2 separate regions of the Homo sapiens genome follow, and region 1 is linked to region 2. Evidence: chromatin loops called from intact Hi-C (ENCODE). Cell type or tissue: breast epithelium. All regions are shown on one strand. Each heading gives the region's core, and the rest is flanking DNA. Links, peaks and the distances in the headings are about the cores only.

Region 1 (11,527 bases), core at 1,462-9,461, 130 kb after region 2:
CCAGCCTATGGTGGTTGAGTGACTGCCAGGGCCACTTTCCAAAAAGGAGAATGGAAAAGGACTTCTCCAGTTGCTCTTTTCTATAGTCTCACTTCTGGGTTGTAAAGATTCAGATCAGTGTAAAGGTAGCGTCTCCCTCTACAGTGAACATGCGTTATTAAACCAGAGGCAGCAAGTGCAGATGACGGTGGAGGCCAGGCCAGGAGAGGGCAGCAGGCAAGGTGGCGTGTGCAGCCCACATGCTTGACCTGCATGGCTGGACGTGGCCCTCTGGCTCTTCGATGCTGGCAGGGATCTGGGCTAAGCATGACGGAACTTCCCAGTTTTTAAGGAGAAGCTGGAAAAAGAAAATCTGCATGTGCCATCTGGGAGAACATTGTAGGTTTCTCGGAGTAGGCCTGAGGCCGAGGTGGCTGTGGGCTGCCACTGTGCTGCTGGTTGGTTTAAGGTTTTCTTTGGAAGATGAGTGAACACAAGTGGTTAGCTTCAAGTGTTCTGACTCTTGTGTGTGTGTTTTCTTTCAGGGTGTGGTAACTGCAGCCACAAGTCTGATCACCACTTTAGCACAGAAGAACCCAGAAGAGTTTAAAACCTCCGTGTCTCTGGCTGTCTCTAGGCTAAGCAGAGTAAGTCTGTTCGTGGGGGAGCAGAAGTCAGGGTGGGTTTTGTCTTAGTTATTTATTTATTAGCTTATTTGTAGAATGCAAGGTATTTGATCAGTTTATAAATTCAGGGATGAAAACCAACTTGGCTTCTCTGTCAGCCTTCTTGTTGAGAACTGTCCTGTCTGTACAGAAGCACAGCTCCCTGTTCCCATGGTGTGAGTGAGCACCCAACACCATGTGGGTGGAGGAGGGGCACCCAGTGGCCCCGTGTCCCCCACTGGGGAAGCGTGGCTGGTGCTTCGTGGACCCACCATCTGGCGTGCACGCTAAAGCCTGCCATTCAGCTTCCTGTTCTGAGTTTGATGCAGATGGACCTGCAGCACACATTCTTTTGTTTTGCTCAACATGGTAAAATTTTTGTTTTGTGTGCAGCTGTTATACATTCATGTTTGATGCTTCATAGAATTGGTTGTGTGAATTGTCCGCTGCAGTTTACCTGCTGTCCTGTTGAACACTTAGCTCCTTGCCCTCTGAGGCTGCTGTGAATCCTCCAGCATGAGCAGTCTTGGATGTCCCTTGGTTTCCATGTGCACGAGATGGCTCAGCTGGGGCCGCGGCTCCTGAACCTGAGGAGACTGGCGTTGCCAGACCAGCTTCCCCTGCCGTGCACACGGCTCTCACAGCGGCAGCAGGAGGCGCGGGCGCGGCACGCGTAGTGCTAGTCTCTTGGGTTTTAGTCATCTGGGTGTATAGTGGGAGCTCTGTGATTTATTTTTTATTTTTTTCTTTTGAGACAGAGTCTCACTTTGTCGCCCAGGCTAGAGTGCAGTGGTGCAGTCTCAGCTCACTGCCACCTCTGTCTCCTGGATTCAAGGGATTCTCCTGCCTCAGCCTCCAGAGTAGCTGGGATTACAGGCACCCACCACCAAGCCTGGCTAATTTTTGTATTTTTAGCAGAGATGAGGTTTCACCATGTTGGCCAGGCTGGTCTTGAACTCCTGACCTCAAGCAATCTTCCTGCTTTGGCCTCCCAAACTGCTGGAATTATAGGCGTGAGCCACCGCACCCGGCCTCTTTGAGATTTAAATCTACATTTTCCAGATTATCAATGAGGTTGAGCAACTTTGCATGTTGATTGGCTGTTTGGGTGTCTTGTTTTGTGAAGTGCCTGAGTCTTTTACCCATTTTTACCCTGGGTTGTCCGTTTTTTGTGTTGAATATTTCACCATTAAGTATGATGTCTGCTTTAGAATTTTGTTGTTGTCGTTGGTACTCTTCACATTAAAGAAGTTCCTTTCTCTATCTAGTTTGTCAAACAGTTTTTATCATTAACTGGTAAAAACATTTGAACTTGCAGTTTTCTTTGTGGGAAACTTTTTTTTTTTTTTTGAGATAGGGTCTCGCTCTTGGTGCCCAGGTTGGAGTGCAGTGGTACGATCTCGGCTCACCATAATCTCTGCCTCCCAGGTTCAAGCGGTTCTCCTGCCTCAGCCTCCCGAGTAGCTGGGATTAACAGGCGCCCGCCAGCACGCCTGGCTAATTTTGTATTTTTAGTAGAGATGGGGTTTTTCCATGTTGGTCAGGCTGGTCTCGAACTCCTGACCTCAGGTGATCTGCCCACCTTGGCCTCCCAAAGTGCTGGGATTACAGGTGTGAGCCCCTGCGCCTGGCTGTGAAACTTTCTAATTATGAATTCAATTTATTTTATAAGTTGTGGAACTGTGCATATTTTCTTTTTCTTTTTTTTTTTTTTTTTTTTTGAGTCGGAGTCGCACTCTGTTGCCCAGGTTGGAGTGCAATGGCACGATCTCGGTTTACCACAACCTCTGCTTGTGTTCAAGCGATTCTCCTACCTCAGCCTCCCGAGTAGCTGGGACTACAGGCCGTCGCCACCACGCCCAGTTAATTTTTGTATATTTTTGATGGAGATGGGGTTTCACCACAATGGCCAGGCTGGTTGCGAACTCCCGACCTCAAGTGATTGATTGCACCTGCCTTGGCCTCCCACAGTGCTGGCATTATAGGCATGAGACACCGCACCTGGACTCCTTTCCTCTACTTTCTTTGGGTTAATTTGCTAGTCTCTTTTTATTATTTATTTATTTATTTATTTATTTATTTTGAGATGGAGTCTCACTCTGTCGCCCAGGCTGGAGTGCAGTGGCACGATCTTGGCTCACTACAAGCTCCGCCTCCTGGGTTCACGCCATTCTCCTGCCTCAGCCTCTCGAGTAGCTGGGACTACAGGCGCCCGCCACCATGCCTGGCTAATTTTTTGTATTTTTTAGTAGAGATGGGGTTTCACTGTGTTAGCCAGGATGGTCTCGATCTCCTGACCTTGTGATCCGCCCGCCTTGGCCTCTCAAAGTGCTGGGATTACAGGCGGGAGCCACCGCACCTGGCCTAGTCTCTTTTTAAACGCTTGAGATGAATTTTTGTTGCTTTTCTCTTTATATTTGTTTCAAATATATACAGTTAAGGCTGTACATTTCTCTCTGAGCCCGGCCTTAGGTGCGTACTTGTTTGAGAGACAGCTCATGTTGGCCGTGTCTGTGTGTCACGGAAGTGCTGTGATTCTTGCCTTTTCCTGCTTTGTGTTTGTGCCTTTCAGCCTTGTCTTTGACAGCCTAGAGCTTGCCTCCTTGCAGCAGGAGTCCGTGACCCAAGTCTGGGCTGGCATCTTGCAGTTTAGGGTAGGAGTCAGGGTGAACTTTTCTGAATGGGTTCACTTACGGCCTAAAAGTGTCACATGTGAGCTTTGTAGGAAGGGAGGAACTACCCTGACCTCCGGGAAACAGGAGACATCGGGCTGTATGTCAGTGGAAATGCGAGGTAGTCGTGATTGTCACTTGTTCAGGAGGTTGACGGAGGATCTGCCAAGCCAAAGGCCGCATTGGACACAGAGATGGGATGTGAGTGAGGTGGGCAGTCTCCCTGCCTCCGTGAGCTCACCATCTGGGTTGGCCTGTGGTCGGGGGGCCCTGTGGGGTTGTGGGGTAGGGTCAGAATGCCGGCTTCTGGGGGTGGGGGTGCTTCTTCCTTCTGAGGAGGCTAAAGCTCTCTCTCTGATTTCATTCACGTGCCGGTCCACAAAGGAAAGACTGTAGTTTCAAATCCAGGTGCTATGGTGTCTTGTACCGAGCGAGGGCTGCCACTCAGCTGCGGCAGCGTGTTGCCGAGTGACAGTGCAGCCCTCTCACGGCGAACCCAGGGGGTACCAAGCAGTGTCAGACACTCTTGGCACATGAAACAAAACCATTTTTCCAGCTCAGGCGTGACCCGAGGAGTGAGTATGGCTTTTCTTTGGGTCCCCGCAGTAGGGGCTCGTGTCCGGCAGCGTGTCTCATTGCCTGTGCTGTCTTACAGATCGTGACGTCTGCATCCACAGATCTCCAGGATTACACTTACTATTTTGTCCCGGCTCCCTGGCTGTCTGTCAAACTGCTGAGACTGCTGCAGTGCTACCCACCCCCAGGTAACGCGCAGGCCGCGGCTCCTGAAGCTGCACCAGTGCCAGTCTGATTCCCTGTCTCAGATTTAAGTGGTTTGTTTGTTATTTTAAGAAGTGTGTTACTAGCCCTGTCTCTTGATTCATGGACCTTTCTGCCAGTGCTGCTGTATGCGCTGGCTTTCGTGGAGCAGTTATTGCAGAGCCTACAGTTTTGTTAGTGTTTGGGTCTATTTGTGCTTTTATAGTATCAGATTTGTGCAGGTTTTCTTTTTGAGATGGAGTCTCCCTTTGTTGCCCAGGCTGGAGTGCAGTGACGCGACCTCAGCTCACTGCAACCTCTGCCTCCCGGGTTCAAGCGATTCTCCCACCTCATCTTCCTGAGTAGCTGGGATTACAGGCACCTGCCATCATACCCGGCTAACTTTTGCGTTTTTGTAGAGACGGGGTTTCACCATGTTGGCCAGTCTGTTCTTGAACTCCTGACCTCAGGTGACTGGCCTGCCTCGGCCTCCCAAAGTGCTGGGATTACAGAAGTGAGCCACCGTGCCCGGCCTGTCTCAGTTTTGTAAATGCTTCCAGCTGGGTACACAAATGTGAATGAACTATATTAAAAATGCTCTCATGATGTATGGGTGCAGCCGGGAGGGGCAGGGTGGGCTGCGGGCCACTGGAGACTGGTGAGCACCGTTCTGTCTTGCCCAGAAGACCCTGCAGTGCGAGGCCGCCTGACTGAGTGCCTGGAGACCATCCTGAACAAAGCCCAAGAACCGCCCAAGTCGAAGAAGGTCCAGCACTCCAACGCGAAGAATGCCGTGCTCTTCGAGGCCATCAGCTTAATCATTCACCATGACAGGTGTGTCGGCTGCCTGTGGAGAGGCTTCGTCTCGCGCACACACACACGTTCCTTCTCGTTGGCACGAGACTGGGCGGATCATGTCTGGTTTGTCCACTCCATGGGCCTCCCCTTCGTCCTGCCTCTGTGCTCCCTGCCGGATGCTTTTTTTCTTTCTGTGCAGCCCGGCCCCTCCTGCTCTGAGCTCACCGTGGATTGCTTTGGTGACTGTGGTCTCATCCCACACGAGGGCCTTTTCCTCCTTCCCCTGAGCATCCCCACTCCTGACTGGCTTCTCATGTAGTGGAACAGAGAGGAGACGGGTGGGGTGGGGGGTGTGCGCGCATGTCCCGTGGCTTTGCTGGATGTGGAGCCGCACTTGGTGGGTCCAGGGTCGCAGGGCAGTGCTGGAAACGTCTGTGCCCATCCACGAAGCGCAGAGGCGCAGGGTGGCGGTCGCTCCACACAGCCTGGAGGGTCTGCCTCCTCTGCTCCCACGCCTTCTCTGCTCAGCAGTTGCGGCGCACCACATGTGGTCTGGCGTGGGTCTTGCGTGTGGGGCCATGCTTTAGGGTCCTGTGAGAATGAGATCGCAGTTCTCACCAGGCTCCCAATAATGAGGGCACGTGCCAGGCTGTGGGCAGACGCTCTCTACAGCTTGTGAACACCACCCATTTGCTACTACAGCATTTTTACAAATGATGAAAACTCAGTCTGAGAGTCACACTTCAGAACTGAGAGTTATTAAAACTGAAATTTCCCATTTTGGAGAAAGCTCTGTTGTTATGTGAGGAGAAGCCACATCCTGAGGAGACAGTAGAGTCAGTGGGGCAGCAGCCGCGCTCCCGGCCTTCTCGGCCTTCTCCCTGCCCTGGGCTGGTGCCTCTGGCTGAGACCCCATTGCCGGTCACAGCTTGACCGGCCTCCCGCGGGCCTGATGCAGATTGAGGCTCAGGAGGTGCTGGGAAGGCTCCAGTGGACACACGGGCTGCTGACTCACTGTGGGGATGCACAGGATGGACACAAAATGGATGTCAGGGGTGGGGGTCGGGCGTCATCTGCATCTGGGGAGGCCCCCGAGTTCCCACTTGAGCAGTGTGGTGGCGGTGAGTGCCGTGTGACTTTGCTGTCTGCCATCTGGACCCGTCGGGGAACGCAGACTCTGTCCAGTTTGTGTTGCACTTGCTGAGGAAACCCCACCCACTTCCCCTCCCTCCACACAGTGAGCCGAACCTGCTCGTCCGTGCCTGCAACCAGTTGGGCCAGTTTCTGCAGCACCGCGAGACCAACCTGCGCTACCTGGCCCTGGAGAGCATGTGCACGCTGGCCAGCTCTGAGTTCTCCCATGAGGCTGTCAAGACGCACATCGAGACGGTCATCAACGCCCTGAAGGCGAGTGCCCTGTCCTTGGGTTCTGCTCACTCCCTGAGCAGGTGCCGTGGGTCTTCCTGTGAAGGCTGGGGGTACGCAGTGCCTCCTGACTCCCCGCAGAGATGGAGGTGGTGCTGGTGCTGCTGGCCTCCGCCTGTCACCTACTCTTGGGAGGTCACACCACTGTTGAGGGCCATGCTGCCTGGAGATGGCCGGGTTGGCCCTGCTGTCCTGGTTAGGCTGAGCAGAGGAGTCTCTGGCAGCCCTTTCCCTGCTGGGGGCAGCCCCCGTGTGCCATCCTGCGCGTGCATAGTGCTGACAAGTAGAAATGGTTCTTCTTGGTAGAAAGATGAAATTTTTTTCCCTTATCTCCAAGAAAATCCCCCTTTTACAAAGGAAACTCACTTTGTTCGGGGATTAAAATTTCAGAGTTGGGGCCGGGCGCGGTGGCTGACGCCTGTAATCCCAGCACTTTGGGAGGCCGAGGCGGGTGGATCACAAGGTCAGGAGATCGAGACCATCCCGGCTAACACGGTGAAACCCCGTCTTTACTAAAAATGCAAAAAAAAATTAGCCGGGCGTGGTGGCGGCCGGTGCCTGTAGTCCCAGCTACTCAGGAGGCTCAGGCAGAAGAATGGCTTGAACCCAAGAGGCGGAGCTTGCAGTGAGCCGAGATCGCGCCACTGCACTCCAGCGTGGGCGACAGAGCGAGACTCCGTCTCAAAAAAAAAAAAAAATTTCAGAGTTGGAAGAGCCCAGTTGAGGTTGGCCATTGCCAGCCTTTGCGAGTCTCCAGAGCGACCCCGAGGGTTCGTTCCACATAGGGGACCCTGCGGTGTGTCCACCAAGTCCCTAGTCACCGGTGCACATGCGTTAGGGAGTGGGAGGCGGGGAGCTGCATGTCCCCCATCTGGCTCAGCCTCAGGCTGTGGCAGGGCTGCTCCCAGTCCCCCGCACGTCTGCGTGCAGCTCACAGATATTCCGGGTGGTGTGCAAGGGGCTCGTGGTGGGCATTTGGTATTCTGGATTCTTCTTGGTCCTGGTTTTGGTGTTTGTTTTAGTCAATCCCTATTGTCAGAAGGGCTGGACACTCATTTGCACACGGCCAGTGCTAGCGCTGGTGGTGCCCACTCTCCTGCCTTTGTTGGGAGCAGAGCTCGGGCTTTCTCGTGCTGCAGAGCCTCCTGGGGGCCCATCAGCACGGGCTCTGGGGTGGGGCGTGAGGACCTGCCTTGGGGCAGCTCCGTGTCCGAGGCAGTGGGGTCTTTGGCTGCATGGAAGGGAGTCCTTGATGGCCTGCACCAGGCAGTGCGCTCAGTCCTAGCGAAGCTGGCCCTTGTGGAGGGCAAGGGAGGCATGGACGAGCGGGCAGAATCCAGGCAGTGCGCTGGGTCCTAGCGAAGCTGGCCTGTGCGGGAGGGCCGGGCCAGCAGGCGGAACTCTATTCCGGGCTGTCCAGACACACGTGGCCCGAGTGCAGGTCGGCTCCCTGGACCTGGATGTGCATGTGAGGGAAACTCAGAGTGGGTGTTGAGATGCGGGTGCCGAGCCTGTCCCCAGCCTGTCCCCAAGCTTGTGCCTTGCTCCTGCGACCTCTTACTCTGTGCCTTGTTCCCCAGACTGAGCGGGACGTGAGCGTGCGGCAGCGGGCCGTGGACCTCCTCTACGCCATGTGCGACCGCAGCAACGCCCCACAGATCGTGGCCGAGATGCTGAGCTATCTGGAGACAGCTGACTACTCCATCCGAGAAGAGATTGTGAGTTCTGGTGGCCTCTGAGTCCTCTCCTGCCACAGGCGTGAATCTCAGCGGCAGGATTTCCTTCGTGCTCTGCGATTCCGTCCAGCAGGACTTGATTGAGAACCCATGAGATGCTGAATACAAGGCTCCTCTGCCTCTGTGTTTTCATCCACATTTTCAAGCTGGGTGTGGTGGCACCTGTGGTCCCCGCTACTCCTGAGGTGGAGGCGGGAGGATCACCTGAGGCCAGGAGGTTGAGGCTGCAGTGAGTCGAGATCATGTCACTGCACTCTAGCCTGGGCAACACAGCGAGACCCTGTCTTAAAAAAAAATCAGCATTTTTGGTAGAGTCGTTTGGTCTTGAAAATAACTATTGGCCGGGTGTGGTGGCTCACGCCTGTACACCTTGGGAGGCCAAGGCGGGCGGATCACCTGAGGTCAGGAGTTCAAGACCAGCCTGACAAACATGGGGAAACCCTGACCCCGTCTCTACTGAAAATACAAAATTAGCCGGGCGTAGTGGCGCATGCCTGTAATGCCAGCTACTCCGGAGGCTGAGGCAGGAGAATCGCTTGAACCCGGGAGGCGGAGGCGGAGGTTGTGGTGAGCCGAGATTGCGCCATTGCACTCCAGCCTGAGCAACAAGAGCGAAACTCTGTCTCAAAAAAAAAAAAACTAAAATGCCCGTCCTGCGCGGCTTCTGTGGCCTGCCTGTCCTTGCAGTGGTGGCACTGTAGCCCCAGGTCTGAGTGAGGCTCCAGCCGTCTGCGCTGGGGCTGCACAAATCCAGACTCCTGTGGGCAAAATTCTTTTAATTGTGTTGCATTTTGAGCCCTTGAATTAATCCTTTGTGGCTTGGCTTTTTTGGGTGTCCCTCTTGATCTCTGGGAAGGACGGGATCTAGGCCATAGCTTAATGTCCCGTGTTGTTTTTATTCACAAAGTAGGTGTGCACACTTGCCAGATAGCTGAAGCTCATCAAACCTGTACGTGTGAAAGACTGAGCATGAACCAAAACCTGAGGGAAGAAACCCTTGTGGAGGCCACATGGTCAGCAGAGAAGAGGGCCTGAGGCCTCCACCACACTCACAGGCCTCTCAGGCTCACCGTGTCTGTGGATGGTGGGGTTTAAGGGGGAGGCCCGGTGTCCTCGCGTGGGGTTCGCCACTGTGACCAGCCAGGACCACAGCCTCTTGTTGAGGCTGAGACAGCGCCTCCGTTGTATAGAAAGCGCTTTGTTATTTGTTTTTTTTGGGCGAAGTGCGGCTCAAGGCCTCCTTGGGAGCTTTGCCGAGAGCCAGTGTTGGAGCTAGTGGCAGGTGACAGGGTTGCTCTGGGCAGGTGTTGTGTGGTCATGCCCAGGTGAGAGACTCGGGTTTTCAGGGGTCTTTTAGTGAACGGAGGAGCCCAGGTGCTGGGGCTTCAATGCTGAGGGGTGAAATTACCATGGACTGAGCTTCAGTGAGGCACTGCAGACCTGCAGAGAGCAGGGGCCAGGAGGCGGCTCTCACGCTGGACTGTCCACCCTCCAGGACAGTGGGCCTGGGAAGTTGAGGGGGACAGGGACGGGGTGGGCTGACTCCCGGCAGGAGGCCCCAAGGGCAGGCACCGTGGTGTAGGGCAGGGCTGTCTGTAGAGGGGCCAGGCAGGTGCTCGTTGACTGTAGCCAGTGGTCCCTCTCTGGCCTGGCTGGGGCAGTGTGGCCTGGTGTCAGCACTTGTGGTGGGGTGGGGCTGGCTCTGGGGACGGCCGTCACGGGAGCCTCGTTCCTGATTGTTGTTCTGGGTGTTTTGAACAGAGACAGAAGCAGTGTGCTTCTGAGTGCAGTTGTGCAGATTTTGAGGTCCTGGGCATTCGTCAGCCCGGTGTCTGCTCTCGCCCCTCTGCGTGATGAGCGGCAATCCTCAGCCAGCTCCTGCTGTGAGGAGTAAGACAGGTGCTGTGTCTTGGCCTGCATGATGCTCCCCCCAGCCCGTCCTTTCAGCCGGACATGATGCTCCCCTCACCCCATCCTTTCAGCTGGGCATGGTGCTCCCCCACCCCATCCTTTCAGCTGGGCATGGTGCTCCCCCCACCCCATCCTTTCAGCCGGGCAGGGTGCTCCCCCCACCCCGTCCTTTCATCTGGGCATGGTGCTCCCCTCACCCCATCCTTTCAGCTGGGCATGGTGCTCCCCCCACCCCATCCTTTCAGCTGGGCATGGTGCTCCCCCCACCCCATCCTTTCAGCTGGGCATGGTGCTCCCCCCACCCCATCCTTTCAGTCGGGTATGGTGCTCCCCCCACCCCATCCTTTCAGTCGGGTATGGTGCTCCCCTCCGTCCTTTTAGCCGGGCATGGTGCTCCCCTCCATCCTTTCAGCCGGGCACGATGCTCCCCCCACCCCGTCCTTTCAGCCGGGTATGGTGCTCCCCTCCGTCCTTTCAGCCGGGTATGGTGCTCCCCTCTGTCCTTTCAGCCGGGTATGGTGCTCCCCTCCATCCTTTCAGCCGGGCATGGTGTTTCCCTCTGTCCTTTCAGTCGAGCATGGCAGGGCGTGTTCTCTGGCTGTGCTAGGTGCTAAGTGTCCAAACTGGACATGGCCCACTCCCTGCCTACTCGGCACCTTGCCATCCATGGAGGGGGACGGATTGAGAGCAGGACCGTGGGTTGCTGTGCTGTGGGTGGGATGGCTGGAGGAAGTGCCTCATGTTCTGGGGGCCTCAGGAGGCATTACACTCCTGGGGGGCTGTGTGGACTTCTGCAGAAGGTGATAGTGGCCTGGTCTGGAGAGGATGATGGTGCAGAGGCTACTGGGAGGGCAGAGCATCCGTTCGTGGAGGGGTGGGAGGTACCTTAGCACAGGCTGGGGAGCAGGGCACGCGAGGCAGGGGTGGAAGCAGACATGGGGACCCTGCCAGTGAGGCCTGAGGGCCCCTGGTGCACAGCCGTGAGCTGCGGGTAGGGCTCAGAGGCAGTACATTTTGGAATGATGCCCTGGAAGTGTCACGGAGTCAGGTTGGGGTTTGGGGGTCCAGGCTCCAGGCAGGGACTTGGGGTGGGGGGGCACAGTCACCAGCACCTGAGAGGCCAGTGGCAGGGTGTGGAGAGGGGGCGGCAGGGTGTGGGGAGGGGCGGCAGGGTATTAGGGGTGCCCTCGGGAGGTGCGCGGTCTTGATGCCTGCTGGCGTTGGTGTTGGCAGCTGGCGCTGTTCGAAGGGGGCTTGGTTCCAGGCGAGGTGACTTTGGGGAGATGAGTTTGGTGTTGTACAGCCTGGCAGAGCTCCATGTGGGTGGCTGCCACGTGGGTGTGGGCTGGGCAGGTGCCTCCGGGGGGCACCCGTGAGAGTGAGCCAGAGAGGGGAAGAAGGGGAACCCCCAGGTGAGGCTCGCAGGAAAGACTGGCCAGAGCCGGAAGAAACCAGCAGAGAAGTGGCCGCCGGGAGCCCAGGGTGGCGCAGTCACTGGCCGCCGGGAGCCCAGGGTGGCGCAGTCAGAGGTCAGAGGAGTGCTGCCACCGGGAGCCTAGGGTGATGAGGTCAGAGGAGTGCT
Region 2 (11,527 bases), core at 1,681-9,680:
GCCCGTGAGCCTGAGCGAGGTGTCCTGGTCCAAGGCAGGTGCCGACACAGACACAGGTTAGCAATGGTGAGGGCGTGGGGGGCTCTGCTGCCCTGGGACCCCCACCTTCAGGCCTCTGTGCTGCCTGGTCAGCTCAGCTGCTGCCAGCGACACTCTTCCCCTAATGGAAGTGGAGGTCCCGGGGCGGAGGGGAGAGGACGGGGCCTGCTCTTCCCGCCTGTCAGGGATGGAGGCAGCCGAGCTATTTAGCAAGGTGCCACCACGAAGGGCTGTCCTCCCGCCCTCCTGGCCTCGGCTCCTTCCAGACGCTGCTCCCCAGGGTGGGTGCTGCTCCCCTTTCTCTTCACCCGCAGCACCAGGAGCTTGGTGGAAGCTCCGGCCGTCTCCGCACTGTATGGTTAGGGCCTGGCTGGGGGACCGGGTGGGGGTTGGAGTCCCACCTGCCAGTGCGGGACGCCGGGCAGGTTCTGCCCTCCTTGAGGCCTCATTTTCCCATCTGCACCATGTGGGGCGGTAGAGGGTGAGGTCCCCATATACTGGCCTGGCTCGGGGGTTGAATGGAAATGTGGGAGGCCTCTCAGTTCCCCACCACCTGCGCTGATCCCCGGGGAGACCCCCCAGGTGGGCAGTGTGAGTCTCGGAGCCAGGTGGTCCAGGGCCCCAGCCTGGAGGGGCACGGGGGCTGTCCTGGCTCTGCGCTGCCTGGGCTGTCAACCCTGGAGGTGTGGGGGCCCCTCAGCCTCACTGCCCACTCTCTGTTGTTCCAAAGGAAAGTCCTGGCTGCGCTTGAGGCCTCTGCTCTAAGATCAGCAGTGAGCCTGGTGGAGGGGGTGCAGTGGGGGCCAGCCTTGGCTTCCCCTCCCCTGGGATGAGCTGAGACGATGTCTGGCAGATGGCATGGCCGGCCTGCCTGGCGCTGGCCTCTGGGCAGCACAGTGTCCCCAAGGGTGGCAGAGGGCTCTGCCTTCAGCTCCCAGGCCTCTCTTTGAGGAGTTTAACATCCCAGGCCAGCCTTTGGATCAATTGTTCGGAAACAATCCGTTTCTGAACAAAGGCCCTGACGCTGGCAACCACAGCGTGTCTGAGCCTTGGGGAGTGTGTGGCTCCCTGTGGGTGGGGAGCAGCAGCGGTCGGTCGGGGGACACTGCCTACCCAGCTGTGGGCTCCAGGCAGCTCTGGTGCTGTTGGGGGTAGGTCAGACTTGTCCACCCAGTGACACAGGCCTGGCTCCACGGGGCCTCTGCAGGTTCCAGGTCCCAGCTGGCGGCAGGGCAGGCAGGCCGGGCCTCTGTGTGGAGAGGGCTGTCTCTGGGGGCAGAGATGTGGCATTGGCAGCCCAGGGCTGCAGGGGGCAGGCAGAGAAGTCAGGAGGCCCACGCAGGGGGACGGGAGTGAGCGTGGGGGACCTGGGCTTCCAGCCGCGCTTGTGCGATGTGAGCCGTGGTCCTGGCCTGATGACGGCAGGCCACCTCCTTGCTGTTCCCACGCAGCCCTGCTGCACCCACAGCCCCGCTGGGTCACAGTCTCCTCCTGGATTCCTGTGCCTCCAGCAAACTCCTACCCACCCTGCAGGAGCCAGCATTGGCACCCTGGGCAGGTGCCCACTGACGAGGGCTGTTCTGCTCTCCCTGCTTTGGACACTGGCCTCAGGGTGGGCCTTGGTCACTGGGTGGGGCTGGTCTCCTCATCTCTGGGCCCTGGGGTCCCTTGGAGAGCTCCTAGGGTCAGGGGTGAGGGAACGGAGGACAGATGGGGATGTGGAAACAGGACGTCGCTCAGGGCCCACAGCTTTAAGGAAACAAATCACAGCGAGCCACACAGATTGTAAGTGGACAGACTTGTCATCCCTGGAAACCAGCATCCCAGCCATGACGGGGACGTTCCCGCCAGCCCAGAGGGTCCTGAGGCTGTGCTGGCTGCTAGCATCCCTGTGTCTGGACAGAGCCCTGGCCCCTGCAGGGACCCAGCCCCCCATCCTATTCCAAGGACGTGGCTGGCAGCCCAGCCATCTGCCACAAAGCCGCATGGCCAGAGGGGCAGTGGGCTGAGGGCTGAGAGCTGGCCAGCGTGGCCCCCGTGGGCCCGGAGGGAGCATACTCGATGGACTCCAGTGACTGCACCCCTGCCCAAGGCCTACAGGAGGCTCAAGGGGGCCGTCCCGCAGCACCTGCCCAAGAGGCTCAGGTGGGCTGTCCAGACTGGAAAAGAAGGGCAGAGCAGAGAATGCATGGGCCTCAGCAGCACCTGCACACGCCCAGCGCTGGGGGACGGCCCCCCGAGCCTCTTGGGTGGGTGCTGAGGGACGGCCCTCCAAGCCTTTTGGGCTCCTAATCTTGGGCAGAGCCATCAGTTGCTGCTGAAGATCAGGGTGAGCGAGTGTCTGATGGACTGAGCCTGGGGCCTGGTATGCTGGACGGACATTGGCCAGAGATGGTCTCACGCAGGTCCTGGGGACAGGTTCTGGGCAGTGGACAGTGTGAGCTGATGTCTGGGAGAAGGACAGGCCCCAGGCACCGCTGACTGGAGGTGAAGAGGTCTGGGACGGAGCCCCTCTCCTGGGCTGTTCCCCCAGCTGCCATCATTCCTAGGGTTCCTCTCCCCAGCTGTCATGGGGCGGGGTCAACCTCCCACCTGAGCTTGTGTCTGGCCTGCGGCGGGGCAGCAGTGAGGGAGGGAGGCTTTCAGCCTATTCCTATTTGTATTGAGCGTGTGGGGAGGGAGCTCCTCTGGTTTCCGGGTCCAGGCCCAGATGCTGGGTGGGACCCTGGGAGGGTGCGCAGGCTGCCAGCCACACCCCTAGCTGCTCCCCATCTGGCTGCATTTGACCAGAGGGACCTGGCCCTCCTGGCCTCAGCCCTGCTCATCCTGCTTTTGATTTTCTGTCTCCAAGCTAATGGGGCCCATTTTCTCTTGCGCTTTGAGGCTATAATTTTCCTGCCAAAATGTTTTAAAAGCTGCATATGCAGAAACACTTTCAAAATTGCAGGTAATTTTATTAACCACGTGCACGCATTTTATCTGTGTGGGTCTGCCAGCACGCTGGGGCCTCGGGGCCCGGGGGACGCCAGGTTGCAGGGCGGTAACGCGCGCGTGTGGCCACGTGTGATGGTGTGAGGCGTCTGTGGCAACGTGGGCTGTTGTCTGTCACAGTGTGTGTGACCGAGCCCGTCTGGTGACAGTGGGTGTCTCTTTCCTGCCGTCTCCGGTGGAGGTGAGGATGTTTCGTGGAGTGTTAATTAGGGAAATCAGTTCCCACCAGGGCTGGGGCAGTTGTGGGAGGGGCCCAGGGCTGGAGGTGTAGGGTTCCTTCCTGCCCAGCCCCCATGGAACGGGGTTTCCCACACCTGGCATGGCACCAGTCACTCTGCACATGTCCTCCCTGTGTCCTTCGACACATCCCCATGGGGCGAGGGGAGCTTGGAACAGCTCATTTTCCTGATGACAGGAGAGGTCTGCGTCCTTGGAAGGCAGAGGCAGATGGAGCAGGCAGTTTGGGTTTTTTTTTTTTTTTTTTTTGAGACGGAGTCTCACTCTGTCGCCCAGGCTGGAGTGCAGTGGCATGATGTCTGCTCACTGCAAGCTCCGCCTCCTGGGTTCACGCCATTCTCCTGCCTCAGCCTCCTGAGTAGCTGCGACTACAGGTGCCTGCCACCACGCCCAGCTAATTTTTTGTATTTTTTAGTAGAGACGGGGTTTCCCCGTGTTAGCCAGGATGGTCTCCATCTCCTGACCTCGTGATCTGCCCGCCTCGGCCTTCCAAAGTGCTGGGATTACAGGTGTGAGCCACCACGCCCGGCCCCAGTTTGGGTTTTAAATGACAGTTTTCTCTGTTGTGCTAGCACCTCCCCTCAGTTCAGGGACCTTCACCCCCAGCCTGGGCATTTCGTCTGGAATGAGACTTGTGGGGTTGCTTGGCGCTTGAGGCCAGGATGTACTCTGAGCTGCTGATGGCCATCTCCTCTCCTGGGGCCTCGTTTCCCTCTGACCTCCTGCCCTCATCACCTGGTGATCTGGACCCAGGGCCATATCCCTTCTCTGCCCAGTTCTTGGGGCAGTGATGGTGTCAGGCCGTTTGTGGGTCCCCCTGGTGCCCTGTCTGCCCCTCCACAAGACCTGGGAACTGCGGGAGGATATGGGGACAGCCCAGGGGCAGGCTGGGGTTCCTGTGTGCTCGGGAATGCCCCTCAGTTCCGCATGGCCTTGTCTGTACATGGTGTGTGTGACCTTGTGCCCGACGGTCTGGAGGGACCATTGAGTGGGCCATTGCCTGTCCAGGCCTCTCCTGTGCTCCAGAATGTTACGAGGGACACCTCTCCAAAGGGGTGGGTGGGGGCGCCGCGTTCACAGTCAGCACCCTGGACAGCCCATCCCCCAGCTGCTGGTGCATCCCATAGCAGGGCCAGGTCCCCCGGGAAGTGGGGGCATCTTTGTAGAGCTGGCAGACCCCTGCCCACCCTGGGGCTGTGCCCCAAGCCCAGTGCTCCCAGTGAGGACAGATTCTCTTAATTAGGGATGTCCCCTGGCACTTCTGCCACGGAGCTGGCCTCTGGTCCTGCACACTCCAGACACATCCACCCTGGCTCACACACACCCTGGCTCACATGCACCCCGGATCCCACCCCCGCTGACACTCACCCCGGTTCCCATGCACCCCAGGCTCACATGCACTCCCGGCTCACACGCACCCCTGCTCACACGCACTTCGGCTCACACGCACTCCGGCCCACACGCACCCCGCTCACACACCCTGCTCACCCAGTTCCCACGCACCCCAGGCTCCCACGGACCTCCGCTCACATGCACCCCGGTTCCCACACACCCCAGGCTCCCATGCACCTGGCTCACATTCACGCCCGCTCACACGCACCCCGGCTCACATGCACCCCCGCTTGCATGCACCTCGCCTCCCACCCCCGCTCACACGCACCCCCGGCTCGCATCCTGGGCTCCCATGCACCCCCGGCTCCCATGCACCCCTGGGTCACACGCATCCCCGCTCACACGCACCCCAGCTCTCACGCACCCCCGGGCTCACACCCCCAACAGCTTGCACCCCCGGCACACATGCACCCCGGCTCACACGCACCCCTGGGTCACACGCATCCCCGCTCACATGCACCCCAGCTCTCACGCACCCCCGGGCTCACACCAACAGCTTGCACCCCCGGCACACATGCACCCCGGCTCACACGCACCCCCGGGCTCACACGTGCCCTGGCTCACACGCACCCCTGGGCTCACATGCACCCCGGCTCACACGCACCCCAGGTCACACGCATCCCCTCACATGCACCCAGGCTCACACACCCACCCCCAGCCCACACTCATCCCCGCTCACACACACCCCCACTCACACACACCCTGGCCCACACGCACCTTGGCTCACGTGCACCCCGGCTCACACGCACCCCCCCTTTCACACGCACCCCGGGCTCACACGCACCCCGGGCTCACACGCACCCCCCCTTTCACACGCACCCCGGGCTCACATGCACCCCGGCTCACACGCACCCCCTCTCACACGCACCCCGGCTCACACGCACCCCCCTCACACGCACCCCGGGCTCACACGCACCCCGGGCTCACACGCACCCCGGGCTCACACGCACCCCCTCTTACACGCACCCCGGGCCCACATGCACTCCGGCTCACACACACCCTCACTCATGCACCCCGGGCCCACACGCACCCCAGCTCCCATGTACCCCTGCTCACATGCACCCCAGCTCCCATGCATCCCGGGCTCACACACAACTTGACTCACACGTCTCAGGTTCATGCATCCGTCCCCTGGTGCGTCTCCGGGCCGCCCTCCACCGGGCTGTGCTGGCTGCCACCCCCAAGCCTCTTCCTGGTCTCCTGGGAAGCCTCCCCTATCACCCTAAGCTGCTTCTGGGGCTGGCTTTGCTCAGAAGCCACACCCAGGCTGGGCACTGTGCCCAGGTCTCCTATTGGCTCCCTGCAGCCACGAGGGGCTGTGTGGTCAGAGCCAGCAAGTCAGCCCCTGCCTCGGTACTCCCAATCCTGGGGCCCAGAGCACAGGGGTGACCCCTCTTCCTGCACCCAGTCTGTCCAGCTCCCCTGTGCGCTGTGCCTGGCCTGCTGGGGAGGGGCTCTGGGCGTGGGTGTCAGAGCTCAGCAGGCACCAGGAGCCAATGGCTCAGCAGAGCTTCCCAAGATAGGTCCTGCGCTGGCAGCCTCCGGACAGCGTTCTGTTTTGAACTTTAAGCGGAGATGCTACCTCTGGAAGGCCGGGGAAGGACAGAGCCTGCCTTCTCCCCAGGATGGCCTGAGCGTGTGTGGGACTTGTGGGGCCCCAGCAGTGGGGGGAATCTGCTCTGAGGGGATTTTACCCTGTGGAGCCCAGAGGGACCGAAGACACCAGTGACAGGCCTGGCCTGAATCTTGGGGCACCAGCAGCCATGCTGGCCCTTGGGCAGGGAGCTGTGTCCCATCTCCCCAGCACAGCCTCCTGCCTGCCAGCCAGCCAGTAAAAGGGTGGCGGCCTCCAACCTCCAGCCTGGCGCTGGCTGATGCACTGCTCAGGGAGGGGCAGGTGAGCGTGCACACGAGGAGGGGGCATCTCCCACCCCCAGGCCCCCTGAGGCAAGAGTGTTGGGGCTCATGGGCCCTCCGTGGGCCCTGCCAGGGTGGAGGCCCCAGGCCTGTCTTGAGCTGGGCTGGTGTTGCAGGTGGGGGTGGGGCGGCTGCTGGTGGCCAGCAGCTATCCCAGCCTTGGTTTCTGTCTGGAAAGTGGGGTGTGAGTCTGGCCACTGGGGCTTGGGAGGCTTTTATGGGGTGACTTGGGGCTTCTGGTAGTCCCCCGGGAACCCCCAGAGCCTGGGGTCTGAGCCTGTCCTCAGGCATGTGGTCTGGGTGCTCCAAGGGGTTTCATCAGGTTGAGGGGTGGCTTTGCCAGCCCATTCCCAAGTCCTGTCCAGTCCAGGGTGGGGCAGGGATCCCCCAGGGCTGCGCGGCCCTTCCCCAGAACCAGTCAACCGTCGGCACCCCAGGACGTCTACCCACCACCCACCTGGGCACCCACGCTGCAGACCGGGAGCTGGTCAGCATTTTCGGGGGACTGCTTGTCCCGTGCCCAGGCCTGGAACATATCTCCCGTCTCATCCTGAAACGGCCCAAGCCCGAGGCCTCTGTCTGAAGGTGGGGTCCTGGCGGACCCCTGCTTCCCTTGAGGCCTTGCTGGGCCAGCAGCCTAGCACCCTCTCTCTGGGCGCAGCACCCCCTCGTCTCCCCCTGCCTCTTCCTGTTTTAATTGATTTTTATAAGAACAAGCACTTAGGAAACACAGTAAGAGCTCTGGCGGTTACAGACACTGCAGGAGGTGGCCCTCCGGGTGGCAGGTGCTCCTGTGGGACCCGCCTGCTTTGTTCCCACCAGTGCCCATGTGGCTGTAAGAAATCATAACTTGGCCGGGCGCGGTGGCTCATGCCTGTAATCTCAGCACTTTGGGAGGCCGAGACGGGCTGATCATGAGGTCAGGAGATTGAGATCAAGACCATCCTGGCGGCTGGGCGTGGTGGCTCACGCCTGGAATCCCAGCACTTTGGGAGGTCGAGGTGGGTGGATCACGAGGTTGGGAGATCAAGACCATCCTGGCTAACACGGTGAAACCCTGTCTCTACTAAAAGTACAAAAAATTAGCTGGGCGTGGTGGCGGGCGCCTGTAGTCCCAGCTACTCGGGAGGCTGAGGCAGGAGAATGGCGTGAACCCGGGAGGCGGAGGTTGCAGTGAGCCGAGATCGCGCCACTGCACTCCAGCCTGGGTGACAGTGCGAGACTCGGTATCAAAAAAAAAACAAAAAAGACTATTGTGGCTAAACCATCTCTACTAAAAATACAAAAAATTAACCGGGTGTGGTGGGGGCATGCCTGTAATCCCAGCTACTTGGGAGGCTGAGGCAGGAGAATCACTTGAACCTGGGAGGCGGAGGAGGTTGCAGTGAGCCCAGATGGTGCCACTGCACTCCAGCCTGAGCAACAGGGTGAGACTCCATCTCCAAAAAAAGAAAAAAAGAAAGAAATCATAACCAGGAGCAGAGTGTGAGGGAATCAGCGTTTCTCCTGCCACGAGTGACAGGGGACAGCTGGGGACATCACAGAGATCTTGTCGGGAGCTGGGAATCGGAATCCTGGGACCACCTGCCAGGAAGCCCCATCCCGGAGTGAGGGCAGGGCTGGGTCTCCCTGACAGCACAGTCTGGAAAGGCTGGAGTGGCCTGTCAGGTGGGGAGTGAGCCTTCTGCCCTGCGCAGACCAGACGGTGAAGCGGGGTTAGGGGTGTGCAGACTGCGTCCTGGGGCCTAAGATCCCGTCCCTTTGGCTCCAGGCCAGGGGTTGGGCGGATCCCTCCTAGAGGGAGTGGTTCAGAGGCACAAGGGAGCCTCCCCGACTGTGGCCATGGAGTGTGGGTTTGGGGATGGGGTGCCAGCCCAGGGTGTCGGGAAAGACTGGCCTGCCCTGGACACCCCCCCGGGCTGCCGTGGGATCTAGCAGGACTCTGGGTGGTTCTGGCTCAGGCTGGCAGGCGGCATGGCTTTGGGCTTGTGGGCCGGGCTCTGCCCTGGGGTCCAGAGCTTGCATTGGGGCCTCACCCTGTCTGTGTCTCTCCTGTTGCTGTGCCCCAGCTGGGAGGCTGTGGCGTGCTGGGTGTCGGCATCTGGCTGGCCGCCACACAGGGGAGCTTCGCCACGCTGTCCTCTTCCTTCCCGTCCCTGTCGGCTGCCAACTTGCTCATCATCACCGGCGCCTTTGTCATGGCCATCGGCTTCGTGGGCTGCCTGGGTGCCATCAAGGAGAACAAGTGCCTCCTGCTCACTGTGAGTGCCGGGGCCCAAGCGATGCTCCGGGTGGGACCACGCAGGGTGGGGCTCCGGTGGCCCCCAGGCCTTGGCTGCCGCAGTGACCCCCCAGACGTGGGCACCACCTCTGGGGCCGGACCTCCAGGCTGGCAGTGTGGCCCGGGGCCCTGGCCACTGTTGGGTCTTCCAGGCCACACTGGGGCTGGGGGGTGATTTGCAGAGCGGTGTGGGGGTCACTCAAGAGAACGTGCTGTACCTTGTCAGGGGCCTCCCCTGACGGGACACTGGCCCTGGTGAGTGCAGGCACAGCCCCGCACACACGTACACACGCATGCGCAGCCTTTCACGGGCTTGCGGTCTCCGTGACTCATTCCTGACCACCCCACCCCCACTGTGGCCCCTTCCCCAGCTTCTTGTTGGGGGCCTGGTCTCTCAGCTCCCTGGGACCGGCTGCTGGGACGATCCCAGCCCCCACCTCGCCTCGGGGATGGACTTACAGGCAGGGATATGTTTATCCTCCTTAGAAATGTTAATCACAGATAATTAAAAAGGAAAAGGGCTCCTAGATGGAAACACAGGCTTGCTACTGATTAACATGCCTGGCCGAGGCCGTGGGCCCTGCGGAGGGTGTGCAGCCTGCTGAGGTCCTAAATCACGAGGCTTCCGATCACTCCTTTGTCTGGGAAGCCCTGGATGGGTTGGGGCCTCCCTTAGGTCGCCTCAGCCAGTCCACTCCCCTCCGTACCCCTTCCTGGGGGCAAGCCCCAAGTCTATCAGCCTCCCTGGCATCAGGTTGGGGCCCAGAGACCCCTGGAGGCAGTCGGTGGGGGTCTGTGGCAGCCCTACTGGGGCTTGGAGCTCCTCAGTTGAGGAAGCTGCTGTGTGTGGGCCCCACCAGGCCTGCAGGGACCGAAGCCCAACCCCCTTTCCCATGGGTGACTTGGGACCAGAACCCTGGGTACCTCCTGGGGGTGAAGGACTCCTGTGTCCTTAGCCCAGCACCCTGTCTGCCCCACTCACGCCCACTCTGCCTGGGCCCCCCAGCTCCTGGACACATGCTGTCCATGCCTGCCCTCCTCTTTTGTGGGTGTCACTGACCCCCGCATGGAGGAGCAGCAGGGCTGGGGTCAGGCTGAGCTTTGGGGCTGCCGCCAGGCGGGGGAAGCTTGCATGGTCAGAGGTGGGGCTTGCAGCCTGTGGTCTTGCTGGAGGGGGCATCAGCCACGCTGGCTGCCCTGAGGACTGTGACGTGTGGGCAGAAGGGGCCTCTGCAGCCCAGCTGTGGCCCCTGCTGGGACATCTTCCCACCATGAAGACAGGCACCCAGCGAGGCACCTGCCAGACACTCAGAGGCCCCTGGATGGAGGTGTCCTGAAGGCAGCTGACAGGGGCTGGGGCCTCAGGAACAGGGATTTGTGCCCACTTGGGGGTGTCTGGGTTGCCCCAGGGATGGGGGCAGGGGAGGGGAGCCCAGGCCAGCCCAGGGCCCCACACTCAGGGGCTGAGCAGGACACAACAGCCACAGTCCCTGGACCTGGGGCCAAGGGTTCTGAGGTGGGGGCGGCGTTCTGGGCTCTCTGGGAGTGGGGGCCTGGCAGAGGTTTCCTGGCAGCACCAGGTATCCATGAGGTACGTGGCCCTGGCCCCTGGCATGCTGTGGGGCGGAGGCTGTGCGGCCTTTCGGGTCCCTGTCTGAGCCTGCCCCCTCCACAGTTCTTCCTGCTGCTGCTGCTGGTGTTCCTGCTGGAGGCCACCATCGCCATCCTCTTCTTCGCCTACACGGACAAGGTACGGCTGCCTTGGCCGCAGGCCCAACTGCAGGGCTGGGGGCTCCATCCTCACTCCCAGGGAGCACTGTGGGCCCGGTGTGGACAGAGTGGCCCTGCATGTGCCCTCACGGGCAGCCAGGACAGCGGGTGTGGATTTACCAGGCCTGGAGGGGCAGCGCCAGCGACCCTGGGAGGCTGTGCTGTGGCTCTATAGCGACTGGGGCACAAGGGCACTGCTACCCCACCCGGAGGGTGCGCCCCAGGTTGTCCCCCGCCCTCTGACGCAGCGTCCTGAGCCGTCTGCTCCCAGCGCCCCATCCGGGCCGCGCACCGTGGGGTTCTCCTCTGTAGAGCGGCCTCTTCTTGGTCACTCACTCATATATTCAGCCATTTGTTTATACTGGGATGAAGTCCTGGCTATTGAGGTTGCACTCCGAGCTAGAACACACTACTTTGTTTTGTGAATCACACTGTCCGTCCTTGGCCCTGGGGAGCTTCTGCCGTCTGCTGCTGGGTCCCCTGACGTGCCCCCATCAACAGACTTTTCATTTTGGGGCACGTCCTGACTTCCTGGCACTGCAGGGCGCTCCAGGCTCCTTCATTCCCTGCCCTGGCCCAGGAATCAGCCCCTTCTCCAGGGTGCTCTGGGTCCTCACTGAATATTGGGGACCGAGGCCAGGGTGCTGGGTGGGCTCAGCGCTCATAGCCCCTGGCTTTCAGCTCACAGAGCATGGCTGCACGTGTCCCGATACGTGGAGGCACCTGTGTCCCTGTCCTCTGTCCCCCCAGGACCCATGGTCCTCCCCCAGCCTGGGGAGGAAGCCCAGAGGTGGGGGCCCTGGGCCTCAGGGCTGCTGGGAGGACATGGGGCCGGTGTGTCTGCAGCTTGGTGGGCTAGGAGGCGCGGGGGACACAAGACCAGGCGCAGGAGGGGCCCAG

What was found. Hi-C counts contacts between places; a loop is a spot of excess contacts. Peaks named below come from ENCODE experiments on the same cell type or tissue, not always from the same donor. Only the 100,000 strongest peaks of a DNase experiment are listed, where the experiment ranks them.
Region 1: a loop joins it to region 2, with 2.5 times the contacts of the local background. A loop is called at or near these places in 2 of 110 quality-filtered maps.

The regions. Positions count from the first base shown.
Region 1 is chr11:980,674-992,200 of GRCh38, forward strand. AP2A2 (adaptor related protein complex 2 subunit alpha 2) reads left to right here. Exons shown (of 22, transcript NM_012305.4): 6 at 525-626; 7 at 3,972-4,080; 8 at 4,762-4,909; 9 at 6,112-6,280; 10 at 7,879-8,016. Among named protein-coding and RNA genes, the nearest start is that of MUC6, 50 kb to the right of the region's middle. In breast epithelium, for the core only: no CTCF peak of the experiment used is centred there; a DNase peak (open chromatin) is centred at 6,148; H3K27ac peaks cover 662 bases.
Region 2 is chr11:853,905-865,431 of GRCh38, forward strand. It overlaps TSPAN4 (tetraspanin 4), which reads left to right. Exons shown (of 9, transcript NM_003271.5): 4 at 8,646-8,837; 5 at 10,533-10,607. Among named protein-coding and RNA genes, the nearest start is that of TSPAN4, 17 kb to the left of the region's middle. RefSeq lists enhancers at 603-1,116, 5,021-5,554, 5,555-6,088, 6,089-6,621, 6,622-7,156 and 1 more. In breast epithelium, for the core only: no CTCF peak of the experiment used is centred there; a DNase peak (open chromatin) is centred at 5,935; H3K4me3 peaks cover 748 bases; H3K27ac peaks cover 1,211 bases.